Linked DNA regions of Mus musculus: region 1 is linked to region 2. The links are chromatin loops, found by intact Hi-C in ENCODE. Cell type or tissue: heart. All regions are shown on one strand.

What was found. A loop is a pair of places that touch in the nucleus more often than their neighbours do. Peaks named below come from ENCODE experiments on the same cell type or tissue, not always from the same donor. Only the 100,000 strongest peaks of a DNase experiment are listed, where the experiment ranks them.
Region 1: it touches region 2 in a loop (6-fold over the local background); 30 of 42 quality-filtered maps call a loop at or near these places.

Annotation. Positions count from the first base shown.
Region 1 is chr8:75,073,155-75,081,154 of GRCm38, forward strand. It overlaps the pseudogene Gm2059. Among named protein-coding and RNA genes, the nearest start is that of Hmox1, 16 kb to the right of the region's middle. In heart, no CTCF peak of the experiment used is centred here; no DNase peak of the experiment used is centred here.
Region 2 is chr8:75,208,344-75,216,343 of GRCm38, forward strand. It overlaps Rasd2 (RASD family, member 2), which reads left to right and starts at 5,601. Exons shown (of 3, transcript NM_029182.1): 1 at 5,601-5,735. In heart, no CTCF peak of the experiment used is centred here; DNase peaks (open chromatin) are centred at 3,308, 4,798, 5,568 and 6,908; H3K4me3 peaks cover 1,627 bases; H3K27ac peaks cover 1,014 bases; H3K27me3 peaks cover 6,759 bases.

The DNA.
Region 1 (8,000 bases), 140 kb before region 2:
CACACTGTGAGGTCCTAAGGACTTCAACATATGCATTTGGAAAGACATCATGCTCATGGCTAGCACACACAGGTTCCTTCAACTGTACAGAGCAGTGGCATATAGGACCTGCCTCCACCAGTCCTCATGGAGATTGACAATGACTGACAGATCATACTTAGCCCATCTCCAGAGACATGGGAACCTACCAAGAACCAGCCATGAGGTCAGAGCAGAATAGGAGAGAGAAAGGACTCAGATCCAGGGAGTCTGACTGGGGCTTCTACCTGCTCCCTAGGACTCCCTACCCATTTAAAAGCTGCACCTAGGGGGCTGGAGAGATGGCACAGTGGTTAAGAGCACTGACTGTTCTTCTGAAGGTCCTGAGTTCAAATTCCAGTAACCACATGGTGGCTCACAACCATCTGTAGTGAGATCTGGTGCCCTCTTCTGGGGTGTCTGAAGACAGCTACAGTGTACTGACATATAATTAATAAATAAATCTTTTAAAAAGCCGGGCGTGGTGGCGCAGGCCTTTAATCCCAGCACTCGGGAGGCAGAAGCAGGCGGATTTCTGAGTTCAAGGCCAGCCTGGTCTACAAAGTGAGTTCCAGGACAGCCAGGGCTATACAGAGAAACCCTATCTCGAAAAAAAAAAAAAAAAAAAAAAAAAAGCTGCACCTAGCAGTGAGCAAGCAGACTTCACTGCCATCCACCTGGAGCCCTATCCTCCCCTCGCTGGATTAGCCTATCTGTACGCTGCCCCTGCCCGAAGCCACCCTGCATCTCAATCCCCACAGTTGCATGTGACAAAGGACGGAGGCTCAATTCCCAGCATCCACATGGTAGCTTATAACTGTCTCTAGCTCCAGTTCCAGGGAATTTGGAGCTTTCTTTGGGCCTCTGTGAGTACATGGTACCCAGACATAATATAAACAAAACACATACATATAAATTTTGTTTGTTTGTTTGTTTTTTGAGACAGGGTTTCTCTGTGTAGCCCTGGCTGTCCTGGAACTCACTCTGTAGACCAGGTTTGCCTCAAACTCAGAAATCCTCCTGTCTCTGCCTCCTGAGTCCTGGAATTAAAGGTGTACACTACGTGCCTGGCTGTTTGACTTTTTTAAATAAATGGTCTCTATTTTTATTTCTAACTTTGTGTCTCTGATGCAGTCTTTGGAAGGGAGGTACACAAAAATCAGGAGTCAGGCAACCTATGATCTCAGATTTCTACCTAAACCACTATCTCAGCCTGGCTTTGGGAAGAGGCAGCTCCCACCAGGGCTGCATGGAGGCTGGGACCACCACTTTGTGACTGCATTGATATTCATATGTGTGTATAGATAATCACTTCTGTGCTTGTGTCTACATGATACTTTGCAATATGTTGAGCAGTTCCTATTTCTCCCTTTTTGCACACCAGTAATCAGACTCAGTCCAGTATCGAAGATGCTCTAGCTGGCCAGTTTCCATCTGTGCAGCCCTGCTGGTTGAGGCAAACCCCCTGACCCAAAAGGACAGAAGTCGAGGATAACCAGACTCACTGGGCCACATGCTTTGAAACACTCGTGCCAACCTCGGCCTCAGCTTCATGGGCGTGTTTATTCATGAAACCCTAGTCCTGCTCTGTCCTTGAAGGCTTTGCTCCTGGCTTTGTAAAGTGCTGAGCTGGTACCTTTCACTCGTCAGTTTACTGCCACTGTCCCTGCTATCCCCTCCTGGCACCCATGCCTTGACCCCCTCCTCAGTCACTGTTGTGTAGGAGCCTGTCCTCTAGGTCCAGCTAGCAAAAGCAAGCACCTGCACTTTGTCAAAGAGCAAAGACCTAGAGGAGACAGAATGTAGCTAAGGATAGGGATGCATTCCAGCCCTCCTCTTCTATCAGGCTCCTCCTTACTCAGCCTTGGTCCATGTGGCATACTGCCATCATACATGCAGTGCACAGGCACACCGCCCCACACATGCTCCAGCCAGCAGGAGTCCTCTTGGCATAGCCTACAGTGCTACATAAGCACAAGAAGAGGGTGTTCATAAGATCTGAGGTTAAACTTTCAAGGTGTGGCTTTTTAAAGATTATATTGGGCTAGGCATGGTGGTGCACACCTTCAATCCCAGCACTAGGGAAGCAGAGGCAGGTGGATCTCTGTGAATTGATACCAGCCTTGTCTACAAAGCAAGTCCAGTACAGCCAAGGATACACAGAGAAACTGTCTTGAAAAACAAAAAGCAAATAACAACAACAAAAAAAGATGTATTATTTCTATTTATGTATATGCATGTGTGTCTTTGTGAGTTCATGTGTACATTAAAACTCCTGGAACTGGCTTTGCAGCTGTTAGTGAGCCACTGGTGTGGGTGCTGGGAGCTGAAGCTGGGTCTTCTGTAAGAGCAAAAGATACTTTCAAGTCATCTCTCCACCCTAGAAGCTGAATTTTTAAAAAATCTTCTTTTTATGTGTATGGGTGGTTTTGCCTGATGAACGTCTGTGCACTACTTACATACAGTGCTCATGGAGGCCAGAAGTGAGCATGTGTTCTTCTGGGACTAGGTTATACATGGTTGTAAGCTGCATGCCATGTGGGTGCCTAGAATTCAACCTTGGTCCTCTTGATGAGCAGTCAGTGCTCTTAACAGTTGAGCTATAGCTCCTGCCCCTGTATTTTTTAAACAGTATTGTTGTTGTTGTTGTTGTTGTTGTTGTTATTTTACATTAAATGCTTGCAAACACACACACACAATCTGAGAGTGTGAACATATTCCACAAATGAGCATGTGAGGTCAAAAAAGAACTTAGAGGAATCGGTTCTCTCTGTCTACCATGTGAGTTCAGAGACTTTCTGGCGTTTTTTTGTTTTTTTTGGTTTTTTTTTTTGTTTTTGTTTTTGTTTTTGTTTTTTTGACATGATCTCATGTAGCAAAAGCTAGCCTTAAATGATTGTGTAGCTGGTCTAAACTCTTGATCCTTTCTCTTCTAACTCCTAAGCTGGTTCACAGACACGTACTACCCTGTTAGGCCGAGGCTAGACCCTTTCCTGCATAAGGGACAAGAAAGTGAGTGGCATTGTCTGAGCTGTAACAAAGCATGCAAAAGGCTAGGGAATGGCTGGCTATATCCAGGAAGTGACGAGAAAACATGGAACCAAGTCGGTTCAAGTTGTGAATCACGCTGTAGAATCTTTAAGTTCAAAGAAGGAAGAGCTGAAGCTCTTGCTGGGAAAGGGGCACTGTCCACACTATCCCAGAAGAACACCAGCAAGCTAAGACCAGACAAATCGTCTCAAGGCCCAGGAGCTGATGGATGGGAGAGGAAACCAAAGCCATCCAAAAGAACCCAAGGTACCATGTTATACTTCTTTCCAGGTAGCTTACTGTCAATTGGACCCAGATCTTCTGCCTACAAGTATTTGCCAAGAGTGTCACTTTGTAGAACTGGAGAAGGAGTGACACTTCATGCCTGAGTCAGCACAGCGCAGAGGAGGAAGGCTGTGAAGGACGGAGGCTCCTGGACTCCGTGGTGAGAGCAGAAGTACCCCCTCCCCCCAGAGCCTGGGCACTGCCCTCCCCAAGATGGGGGCTTCCACACGGCCAGAAGGCTCTTAAAAATATTTTATTGGTACATGTTTATTTTAATTTTTTAAAAATACTAATTTATTTATATATTTATTTATATAAGTGTTCTGTCTTCAGACACACCAGAAGAGGGCATTGTATCCCATTACAGATGGTTGTGAGCCACCATGTGGCTGCTGGGAATTAAACTCAGAACCTCTGGAAAAGCAGTGCTCTGAGCCATCTCTCCAGTCCCTTATTTTATTTTATTTTATTGGTTTTTTGAGACAGGGTTTCTCTGTATTGCTCTGGCTGTCCTGGAACTCACTCTGTAGACCAGGCTGGCCTTGAACTCAGAAATCCACCTGCCTCTGCTTCCCAATTGCTGGGATTAAAGGCATGCACCACCACGCCCGACTTTAATTTTTTAATTAAGTGTGTATGTGTACAGATATGTGCATGTGAGCGTAGTGCATGTTTGAAGAGGGCATTTGATTTCCTGGAGCTAGAGTTAAACAGGTGGTTGTGAGCCACTTGATGTAGGATCAAGATACTGGGAACGGAACTGTGCCCTCTGGGGAGTACAGGGTAATTTCTCATAGCTGAGCTATCTCTTCAACCCCTGGATGAGTTTTGTTTAGTTTTTAAATTACATTTATTTGTTTGTCTGTTTACATGTATATATGTGTGCATGCTTGCTAAGGGAGGTCAGAGGACAGTTTTCAGTTCTCTCCTTCCATTGTGTGAATCCCAGGGATCAAATTCAGGTTATCTCAAGTCCTGGAGCTTGGCAGCAGGAACTTTTACAAGCTGAGCCATCTAACTTACTGTGACCATGTTTAAAATAACTAGCATCCTCAAACCTCAACAAAAATCAAATCCTCACTCCAGTTAAAGACTCACTTTCTGGCCTGGCCAAAGCTCCTGGGTCTGTGCCCAGAAACACCCAGAATACAAGCTGTTTCTACACCACACACACACACACACACACACACACACACACACATACACACACACACACACACACCTCAGAGTCCCATGGTCTGACTCTGTAGCCTCTGAACAAGATGTTTGCTGTGCCCTGAAGAACACGCTTCCCCACGAATTATCTCACCTGTTCTTCACTGTGTCACCTCTTCCAGTCAAGTCATTCCTGACACTCTGACCTGACATTCACCCATCATGGAATTCTCTGTGATTATAATAACAAGATGAATAGAGAGATCATAAGACAGATTACTCTACCTTAGATATGTATGACTCTGCCGTTACCATCCCTGAATCTATTGTCCATGTGGATAGTTGGAGAAAAAAATAAAGGCTTCTGGGCTGACAGAAGGCTAGGGGTGTGGTATGGAAGAGGAGTGCTTGCCTTGCTTGCAAGCAGGAGAGGCAAGGCCCTTGGTTCCATCCCCAGCACTACAGGCTGTGGGCAAAGAGAGCAGACCTGTCCCACCTCTTCTCTGTTCTCAGTCCTGCCATCTATGTTCACAACAGCTACAAATGTGCCTCTGTTCCCTGCCCCACCCTCTGTGCTGTGATCCTGAGATGGGTGCTAGGAATGTACCTACAGAAAAGTCACTGTCCTTGACCCCATAGACACAGGGACAGTCGGGAAACAAGTGAGTGCAACTGGTAAATGAATTGATAGAAACTGAGGGCTCCTGTCCCCACAAAGGCCAGCTGATCTGCTGGATATTGGCCCTGATGACCTGCCTGACCTCCTGGACAGCAAAATCACAGGATGATGCAAGCCCCATGCTGCCTTGGCCTCTAGGGAATGTCAGGTGACAGAAAAGAAGAGGTGAGATGACTGGAGTTGTTAGTAACTGAGGCCATCACCTACAGAACCCACACCCCATGGGCACAGCCAACTAGAGAACATAAGGTATGGCCTAGTCCAGAGGCCTCAAACCTCAAACTACCAGCCTTTAGAAGATACTCATTTGCACTTGCTCTCTCTCAATCTCTCTTTCTCTCTCTCTCTCCTCCCTCCTTCCTCCCTCCTTTCCTTTCCAAAACAGGGTTTCTCCATGTAGCCCTGACTGTCCTGTAGATCAGGCTGACTTCCAACTCGAAAAACCAAAAAGTAGAAAACAAAAAAAAAAATAAAGGTGTCACCACCGACCGGCTTGTTTCGTTCTTTAGTTCAATCTATTATCTTATATGAAAGATTTCTAATTTCTAATTTCTAATGTTTTTATTAGAGATTGTAAATAGGGACTAGGGATGCAGACCTGGCTTTGATAGAGACTGGAAGATAAGAAACTCAAGGCCATTCTTGGCTTTTCAGGGTTCTCAAGGCCAGCTGAACTACGTGAGACCTTGGCAAGAATCTGTTGTACTTACAGCTGAAGCGGTTCGCCCTGGGAGTCGGCAGCGCCATGCAGGGCGCTTAGGGAACCAATAGCATTGGGGAAGACTGGTATCTGGTTGATTGCAGTTTGCAGGGTCTGCCATGGAGTCAGAGCAGATGCTGGAGGGACAGACACAGGTTGCAGAAAACCCTCACTGTGTGTGAGCGCCCGACTCGCCAGCAAAGCAGATGCCACAATAGGATCCTTCTGCAACACGTTTATTGGGAGAGCATTTACTGCGTAGGCAAGAAGACCCGGAGCCCAGAACTGGTGCTGCTTATATAGGCCTAGGAGAGGCGTGTCTCACACCCGGATTAGTTATGCATTCTACCTCATTTGCATGTTCCTCATCTGATTGGTTATTCTCTCTCAGTACCTCACTGAGCCTCATTATCATACCTCATTTGCATGTCTCTCATCTGATTGGTTATTCTCTCTTAGTACCTTGCAGAGCCTTATTATCATACCCAGGCCAGGCAGTGACTTGGTGAAAAACTTTACTGCATATGTACACATTGGTTGTTTACCCAGACTTATGCGAGGTGGCCAGCGGTAGCCAGCGCCACCTTGTAATGGCGTATGTGGCTTCCCACAACTCTGAGTACAGGCTCACAGACAGCGTTGAGAGAATAGTCGAAAATGAGAAGATTAATGCAGAAAAGTCATTGAAGCAGAAGGATCTACAGTCCTTGCTCACCCGTGCCTACCTGGACCAGACAGTTGTGTCTATCTTATTCCGGGGACTTGCTGTGCTCACGAAGGGAAGACCACCACATCCCATCGAGTTTCCAGCATCTTATCTTTAAAAGACAAGGCACAGTTTGAAGATTGAAATTGGTTTCTTGGGAAGAAAAGAAACATTTGGTTGCTACTGTAGACTTACATGATTACAAGGCAGCAGCTTTAATTGCCACGATTCCCCTCCCCACTCTGGAAGTCTAAGAACCATCAGGACCACAGAACTCACTTCTGGAGTTTCAGGAGAGAGTATATCCCTGTCTGATTTAGTCATCATGCTTATTTAATGAGTATCATCTGTGCAATTTTTTTCTCAGATTGTCTTTTACTTTGTTTTTTTAAGAGACTTCAAAATAAACTGTTAAAACACCTTTAAAAAAAATCTATTGGAGCTGAAGTCCAGCTACTTTTTTGATAGAGGCATGTGAGTCCCATCAGGGTGTAGGAAATCAGTCGTTCTGGCTTTCAGGGTGGTGTGCATTTACAGTTCTTCAATCAGTAACAGTAGCAGGGGCACTAGAGCTCGCATCCCCAGCAACAGGAAGCTATTTGCTTTGGATAGAGTTGAAAAGTTACAGTATGCTACACAAGCGAGCCCTCTAAAAGGAAGGTAGAGAACTGGGGCCCCAGGAAGAAAGGGGATTTCAGATGGGGACTATGCTGGATAATGAGCAGGAGAGACTGTCACTCACACTCTGGAACGTCAGTTTATGGGGGAAAGAGGGTAAGAATTTTTTGTGATTTGGAACTATAAAAATCATTATTTTGAGGACCGTGGAGGTGCATGCCTTTAACCTCAGCACTTGGGAGGCAGAGTTATAGGATCTCTGAGTTCAAAGTCAGCCTGGTCTACAGAGTAAGTTCCAGGATAGCCAGGGCTATACAGAGAAACCCTGTCTCAAAACAAACAAACAAACAAAAACAAAACAACATATTGTTTTGTGCTAACTTGCTGCCAGTTCTCTCTCTCTCTCTGTTATTTTAATTTTTTTCCAAGATAGGGTATATCTCTGTATAGCCTTGGCTGTCCTGGAACTCCCTCTGAAGACCAAACTGGCCTCAACTCAGAGATCTGATTGCCTCTGCCTCTCAAGTCCTAGGAATATTTTGCCTTTTCTTGAGGTTGACATCTGACTTGCAACGTTGAAAATCTCTGCTTCAATTTTGCTGCTGAGTCTAGCGTTTTCTCTCTTTCTCTTTCCTCTCCCCTCTGTCTCCCTTCCCATGGCTACTTCCTTGGCCTCCTTCCTTGGGGCCAATGAACGTGCCCACCCTAGAGCAGTTTCCCAATAAACCTGCATTTATATATATTTTAATCTGCCTTGAGTTGACTTATTTCACTGGCAGAAAAATAAGTTAGAAGTAAGTAACTCATTT
Region 2 (8,000 bases):
ACTTAGGTAGGGCAAGGCAGGATGAGAAGCAGAGGCTGGACTTGAACCCAGATATGTTTGCTCATCAAGTTTATACCTTTTCTGCTAGAGCTGACTCTGAAAGATAAAAGAAAGGGCTGGAAATGGTGATGGGGAGCACAAGGCTACCCTCTGTCCCACTGCTTACAGGTAATGACACTACAGGTGGGCTGAGCCTGGGGCTGGCCACCAAGGTACCCAGTAAGTGAGACACTGCGGTCTCTCTGGAACTAAGAACTTATGGTTGCCTAGTCTGTAGACAAGAGGGGCAGGCTGACAGCTCAGCTGGCTAGCAGAGTTTTTAGGGCTGGGCTATTGTTAGGTCATAAGCATTGTCTGGTTATGGGGGTCTGGCTAGGTGGCTAGGTGGCTAGGTGGCACCAAGAGCCACATGGACAGCAGCACCCGGGGCAGAATGCTGGTTTGGCTTGTGTCCTGTCAAAGCTGCGAGCCTCAAAGTGGGGCTGCCTTTGTTCAAGATGAGGCCTTTTTCTGCCTTGTGCAGAAGTTACAGAGAGGCCGGAAAACATCTACATTGAGTGTAGTGGGATTCATTCATGAAGACCAAGATAGGGCCCAGATGCATGTGGTCCACCTTGCTTGCTGGACAGAGGAGGAAGCTGCTGGCTGTCTACTTATTCAGCTATTCCTGCATGCTTCCAAAAAACATATACCCTCTGCTCTCAAGATGAGGTGTGTGTCAGATCCTCATCTGTGTGGACAGTGACTCCAGATACCAGGCATTCTGACAGCAAGCTTAGGAGAACAATGCACACTGTCCCCAAGTGTTTCAGGGACAAGTGACTGGGGTTCTGATGGTAAAGGTGTGCCCCAAAGTAAGGGAAGTCATAAACAGAGCTCCTCAGCACAGAGGGGAGGAAACACTGTTCCCTATCAGGAGTCCTCCATGCAAAAGCCAGGTGCAGAGATCCCACAAGTCTCTGGAACTACAGATCAGTAGCACAGGCAACAGGCAGCATACAGGGTAGGAAGTGACGACTAGGGAGGTTAAATAGCTGACTCAAGGGGTACACAGCAATGTTGTCTTGCTGGGATCCTGATGAGTTGGAGTTTGTAGGGACCATGAGACTCATGGGGGCTGGAAAGGTTCACTATGCAGTCAGTTGGAATAGAAGGGAGGGTGCATGGCTTTCCTGTTGCTTCCTGGTGCAGGGCATTCCTCTGCCATTTGTCCTCCACTCTGGGAATGTGTGAAGGACCTACAAGGCTGCACAGCCAGTCCACCAGTCATTGCTCTTTGTACTGACATCTGACCCAGAACTGTGATCACCAATTTATCTACCTTTGCCCAAGTTCAAAACTGCTTCATATGCCTAGCCAGGAGGAATGGCTGTCCATATGGCTGTCCAGCAAGAAGACTGTGCCCTCAGTGGGAAGGAGCACTGTGCTGGGAGTCAGCTCTGCTCTCAGAAGTTAGCTCTCAGCAGGTGATGAACTGGGTTAAACTACAAACAAGGTCTTTGCACAACAAGAAGGCTGGGCTGAGTGGCCTCCAAGGCATTGTGGTTCTGCCCGACCAGAGGTTCTCAGTCTGGAACATATATCCAAGACCTCAGGAGGGCAGGTACCTCACAGTAGGCAGGTGTATGGGACTGGATTCTTCATCTCCAGCAATGCCCAACTGGTCCAGGTTTCTGCATCTTAAGAAAGGCTGCTCCAGCAAACCTGGCTGTGCTGGCTATGTGCTGGGATCATTGGGGGATTTGTCCAATGCCAGAACAGTTAAATTAGCTGTGGAGCTGTGTGTGCATGTGTGTGTGTGTGTGTGTGTGTGTGTGTGTGTGTGTGTGTGTGTGTATGTGTGTGTGTGTGTGAGTTGGAGATGAGGCATGTGTCCAAAATGTAGAAAGATACTTAGTTTATAAGGAAGTCAGACTGGTGCAGACCATTCTATGGTTTATTCTAATCCAATCCCATGAAGTCACTACTATTTTAACACCTACTCCAGAGGTTTAAAGAATCTGGTATCACCAGGTGTGGTGGTGCAGCCATTGGTTCAAGAATTCAGGAAGCAGAGGCAGGCATCTCTCTGTGAGTTCTAGGCCAGCTAGGACTTCATAGAGAGACACTGTCTTAAAACAAACAAACAAACAAACAAACAAACAAACAAACAAACAAACCTAAAGACTCTTCCAAACCCCCTCTCTGCTCAAGAAAAGGTCAGATGTTGATGGGGATGGGGTTAAGAGGACCAGGAGGTTCAGACCATCGGAAATACTGGAAGAAAGCAGTGTGGGTGAAACCCTTTGGGAGTGTGCTTTGAAGGATGTGTAGTGTTCAACCTTGGGAAAGTGTTATAGTGATGGTGGGGACCCATGCACACAAAGCTTGCAATAGTGACACCCTGCTTCTTTTTAGGAACATGGGAGTAATGAGATTTGTCTTGTGGGTCAGGTGGAGAGGCTTAGATTTAATATCTCAGGTAATGAGGAGCTCTGGAAAAATCCTTGAGCAAGGGTGGAGTTTTAAGAAAAGGTTTTAGCATGGCCCACAGAATGAATTAAGCAGGACTCATAGGGGCTCACAGATACTGGAGTGACAAGTCAGGAGTTGGCAGTAGGTCCTCTGCATACATGCTGGGGTTGTTTAGCGTGGGACCCTAACAATAGGAGTGGGGTGTCTCTGACTTATGTCTGCTCTTGTGACTTTCCCTCCTACTGGGTAGTCTTGCCCAACCTGGATATGACAGTTTGTGCCTAGTTTTATTGCATCTTGTTATGTCATGCTTGGTTATATCACTGGGAAGCCTGCTCTTTTCTCAAGGGAAATGGAGGAACAGTAGATTGGGGGGGGGGGGAAGAGGAGTGATGCGGAGGGGGGTAGAGAGGTTTGGTGGGAGGTGAGACTGTATTTGGAATGTATTGTATGAGAGAAGAATAAATAAATTTAAAGTGTGTATGTGTTAAAAAGAAGTTTTAGGTTCAGGGAAGAGAGGGAGCCTTAGGGAGTACAAAGGAGGAGGAGGCTTCAACACGTGGTCCATCCGGAGAGACCTGAGTGTAGGGAAGGGGACGAACTTGGGTACATGTTGGTGGGCTCCATGAAGTGTTCCTGGATGTGGAAGATTTCTGTGCACCTGCCTGGTAGCTGAGCTAATTTTTTTTTTTTTTTTTAAACCAGGCTGAAGCAGGGTCAGGTGGGTCCCCAGGGCCAGGCAACAACATGTGCATTGCCAGCCCAATGTGGATCTGGATCTGGTCACTGGGGTGTGACCCACTCATCGAGGAGGACTTGGCTGAAAGCCCAAGGATTGGGTTCCTGTGCCAGCTCAGAGCTGGCCACCTGCCACACTCCCAAGTGGAGGGTGGAAAGTTGCTTGGTGGCCTGAGTCCTCCCAGCTGCAGCCTTCCAGCTGAGGCACCCTGCTCTGGCTGCCTCCTGCTGCCAAGCTCACAGGCTCTGTGCGTCAGGCCCAGTGCAAACTCTCCGGGCTAAAGCTAGTTCCTAGAAGTCAAGTCTGGTTTGGGAAAGGGCACAGGACTAGGATTTTGCCATTTGTTTGCTACTGGTGACCTTGGGCAAGTCTCTTAGCTACATTGAAGCCTAGACTTAGGCCTTAAACCCCGGCCCAAGGGGACCGGCAAACCACCTCTTCCTGGCCCCTCCCCCATCCCGATGCATCTTCTCTCATATAGTATTCCTGGAGGATGTCAAGATACTTTAATGTTTGATGAGCAACCCATTTCCTGTGTTTTAAGCCCAAGGCCATGTTAACGATTTTGTTACTCAATGGACTTGGCAGTATTGATGCTCATTCAAAAATAACCCAAGCATGGACCAGAGACTTCCACAACTGGTCCAGGGAGGAACATTTGGGTGGTGAGCGACAGAACTGGAGCACAGAGCTCTCACCCAGGCTTTCCTGCCTATGACACACACAGCTCCCAGAGAAGGCTGTCCCACAAAGGAGACATTCCCTATGCGCAGGACCAGGAATTGAAGGGAACACAGCACCTACTTCTTTCTGGTCCACCTAAAGGAGTCCGTAGAAAAATGTCTGCTTTGGGCGAAAGAACTTCCACCCCTTCCAAGCCTCGCCCGCACATCTCCCTGGATAAAGGCAGGCTCCAGCTGCAGTTCAGAGGCCTTGCTTTGTTTTCGGGCTTGTTTTATACTAACCTTCTATTTATGGCCTGGGACACAGGCTTCCCATGTAAGGCAATGACATTAATGAGACTGAAAAATGTGTTGGGGGTAGCGGGTCTTGGATTAAAGAAAACATTAAGAAATATGTGGCCCGTGGAAGCAAGAACGCCTGATGTCTGGCTTGGTTCAAAGCGCTCCCTAGGATAGCACGCTCTGGCTCTGTCAGGGACGGGAAGACTAGGTCCCACCAAGCCAGAGGAGGTCTCTCCATAGAGTTCACTCTGAGCTGCTTCCATTACCCAAGGTGATTCAGGGCCCCTCGTGGCTGCACGTGTGCCGCCCATGTGCTCCGCAGGCCAAGCGTTCGCAATGGAAGCCGCGGCCTGGACCGGGCTCCCGGCGAACGTAGGTGGGCATCGGAGGGGGTGGAGGTTCGCTCAGGGCGAGGTTGGGAGGTCAGGAGCGGGTTCCCACAGTTTGGGCTGGCTTGCGGGCGAGTGCGTGCTCAGTGTCAGCCTCCCAGGCCCGTGCCTTACGGTCTTCCGGTCACGGTGCGCGTGGCCGAAGCCTCGGGATAGCCCTCCTCCCCCGCGGCCCCAGCCCCACGCGCCCGGGCACGCGTAGCCGCAGATTGCCGCGGCTCCTAGACTGGGGTGGGGCGGAGGCGGGACCTGGCCGCGGGACCCGCCGCTGATTGGCTGCTCATGGCGGGGGCGGGGTGCAGGCGGCAGAGCCCAGGCGGCGGCGCTGGGCAGGTGGGCTCGGGACGTAGCGCGCGCCAGGGCCCGAGGTAGGCGTAGGTTGCGCATCTGGAGCCCGAGCTTGAGCCACCGGGAGAGCACGAGGGAGGAACCCACCCTAAGAAACTTCTCCTCGCTTGGGGAGAGGAGGCACAGTGCGGAGCGACGTGGGCTTCAGGCGAAGTTGGAGCTGCTGAGCTTCGGGGCGGCGTTCGAGGCCCCCTCCCACTTGCGCGCTGAGCGCAGCTAGCGGCGTCGGGCGAGGAGCAAGCGGCGGTCCTTTCCGCGAGGGTCGGCTGCCCGACTGAGGGCAGCCGGGAAGGACGGCCCGGCGCACAAACCCCTCTACCCTGCACGCGGCCACCCGCTTTGCGTCCAGAGAAGGAGGTAACGTAAGCTGCCAGGCGGGTTCGTAGGCCGATCGTCACCCCCAAAAGTCCTCCTGAGTCTCCGGGGTTCGCTTCTATATCCCCGGAGTCGTGCCCCTTCCCCTTCAGCGCGGAGCTCCAGGCGGGGGCACCCCGTACTGGACGTCCCCAAACCTTCGAGCACCTGGCTCAACCGGAGTCCCCCCTGTCGGGGCAGGGCAGGGCCGCCGGCGGCGAGCCGGAGCCAGCCCAGCGCCCCAGCCCCGCCGAGCCCTCGGAGCCCACCCATGGGTCATCATCCCCTGATCCGCGGGCCTCCTCGCCCTGTCGCGCTCAGCCCAGCTCCGGGCGCCGCGCGCAGGAGGATCCGTACGCAGTGACCCTGGAGCCCCCGCAGACGCCGGGAGACTCAGCGGTCGGAGCGGCAGGCGGCTCCCCGCACCTCCAGGAGCTTCCAGGGAGCCCTCCAAGCCGTGCTCGGGGTCCGTCCCGCTGTTCTCAGGTAAGGGAGACATCCCAATAGAACAGGAGAGGTAGCTAGGTGGAGTGGGGCAGCCGGCTCAGTAGAGGGACGCAAGCTCGGTGACGCTGGCATTTTATGACAAAGGAAACTTAAACTGTACCCTCTACGTGCTGAGATGCTTTATACACGTAGAGCATTAAGCTCACTAGATGCCTAGCCTACTACCTCTGGTGGTCTTTAGCCCCTTACATAGCGTAGGAAAGTGGATTTATTGAGCTCTTGTGTGCTCCGTTTGTCCCTGGGAGCTTTCTTTTAGACCAAGAGACAGTCCACTTTAAAAGGAGGAAACTGAGACTCAAGAGGAAGAGGCAGTTACCCTCCCTAGATAAAACCTCAAGCAAGAATGATCAGGGGTCCTTTAACCTATCCTAGCGTCCCTTGAGCTTTGGAGCATTTCCTGCAATGTTTCCTTGCTACCATGGTTTCCTGAACTCAAGTGGCCAGTGTGTGGGGCCTCTGAGCCACACTCTCTTGCCCACCTCTGCCACCAGTCCACGAAGGATGAGGAAGGGTATTGGATTGTCCTGGACCTCCTGGAAGCTAGACTAGGGTCTGGAGCAACGACCGGCTTTGGACTCTCTGATTCAGGTTCCTCCTAAGCCTCAGAGGGACAAAAAAGAGTCCCTGCAAGTCGTCCACGGGGCTGGGAGCAGCCGGGTGGCTCATGACTACTCAGAGAGACTGCCCAAAGAAAAGAGTCTTGTATTGGAAAGGTTTCTGGGTACCTGACCGTGTTGCGTTTGTTTCTACCCAACGTTTAACAGAGAGGTGAGCTGAGTGCACAAACCAGATCACTCAGAGGTTCTGTGCTGACACAGCTGATCATCCAGAAACAGATGCCCCCTGTTCTCTGCCCTCCTGACATCCCCAGGATGGGAAGGGTGGCTTTGTAAAGCTCCTGAGACTCCCCAGAGCCTAGGGGAGGAGTCAGGACTACAGCGTGTCAGTCCTAAGAGGCTTGGGATGTGCACACAGGTGTGGCAGGTAGTGTAGTGAACCTGGCTCTGGGGTGCACCCAAGGAACTCATCCTGACCAATCTGTACCTGTTCAGCTCCCATCAAGCACTGGGGCAGACACAAGGGTGAATGGCCCACAGTTGCACTGCTTGTGAGCTGCTGGCAGGGTATGCAGAGTCCTGGGCAGGATGCCACCCCAGCTGCCTAGAGGGAGAGAGGAAACAGGACTATAACATGGATCACAGAGTCATTCCCTGTCCAGTGCCAACTGGGGCTCCACTGAGTCAGAGCTATTAGGAGAAGACTAGTTGAAGCCACTAGAGGGGTGGGAGTGGTGTTTTGAAGAGGTGAGATTGGACTCGGGCAGCCACTCAACTTTCCTGAGAACTAGAGTCCCCATCTGTTCCTGCAGAGCGTCTCATAAGAATAAGGCAGCCCCAGCATGACATGCCTAGGGATGATGGGCACTATTTCTGGGGACAGCCCCACTTCTATCTTTGAGGTACCTTCCAGCACTCTGCTTACATCCAGGTCCCTCTTCATACATTCAGTTCCCCACTTCTCTCTAGACCACCAAGGTTGGCTGCTGGGAAGGAGGGCCTGCCCCATGCTGTCTGTCCTGCACTCTGGGGGGCCACCTCCCACCATACACATGCTTTTCTGTCCAGGTCACTGTGGCTGTGTCAGCCGCCCACTGGCAGTTCTTACATGTGGTGGAGGTCTGGTCCTAAAACCCTGATGTCCCCACTGAATGCATACCTGTGAGTCTGTGCTTTGGGGTTGCACTGCTGTGCATACAGAAGGTACTCAATAACTGATCCCTGACATGAGAGACATTGCAGATGCTTCTGCAGGCTTCAGGCTTATTCAACCCTTTCATTCCCCTGCCCCAAACCCCACTCTGGCATTTAGGATTTGTCTTTGCCCACTGTGGAGTTAGCCAGCTGAGGAGCAGAGTGAGATGGGCAGGTGGCAGGGGAGACTCTGCCTACAGGGCTTTAGGGCTTCCCTCAGTCTCCTGTGGAGGTGGAGCCACAGATGCTCTGTCACCTGGCTTCCAGGTATCTGGGTGCCTCACACTGCCCCACGTGGCTGAAGCCATGTGAAAAGACTAGGTCTGTCAGCAGAGAAAGCCATAGGTTCTCCTCGCCTGTCTCCACCCCTCTCTGATCCTCCGGCTCTTATTTCTAACTCCATGCCGCACCCCCTCCCTCCGTGAGTCTTCTGTTTTCTCTCTTCCTTCATTCCTGTCTCTCCCTTCCTCCTCTCTCTGATTCCCTGCTGCCC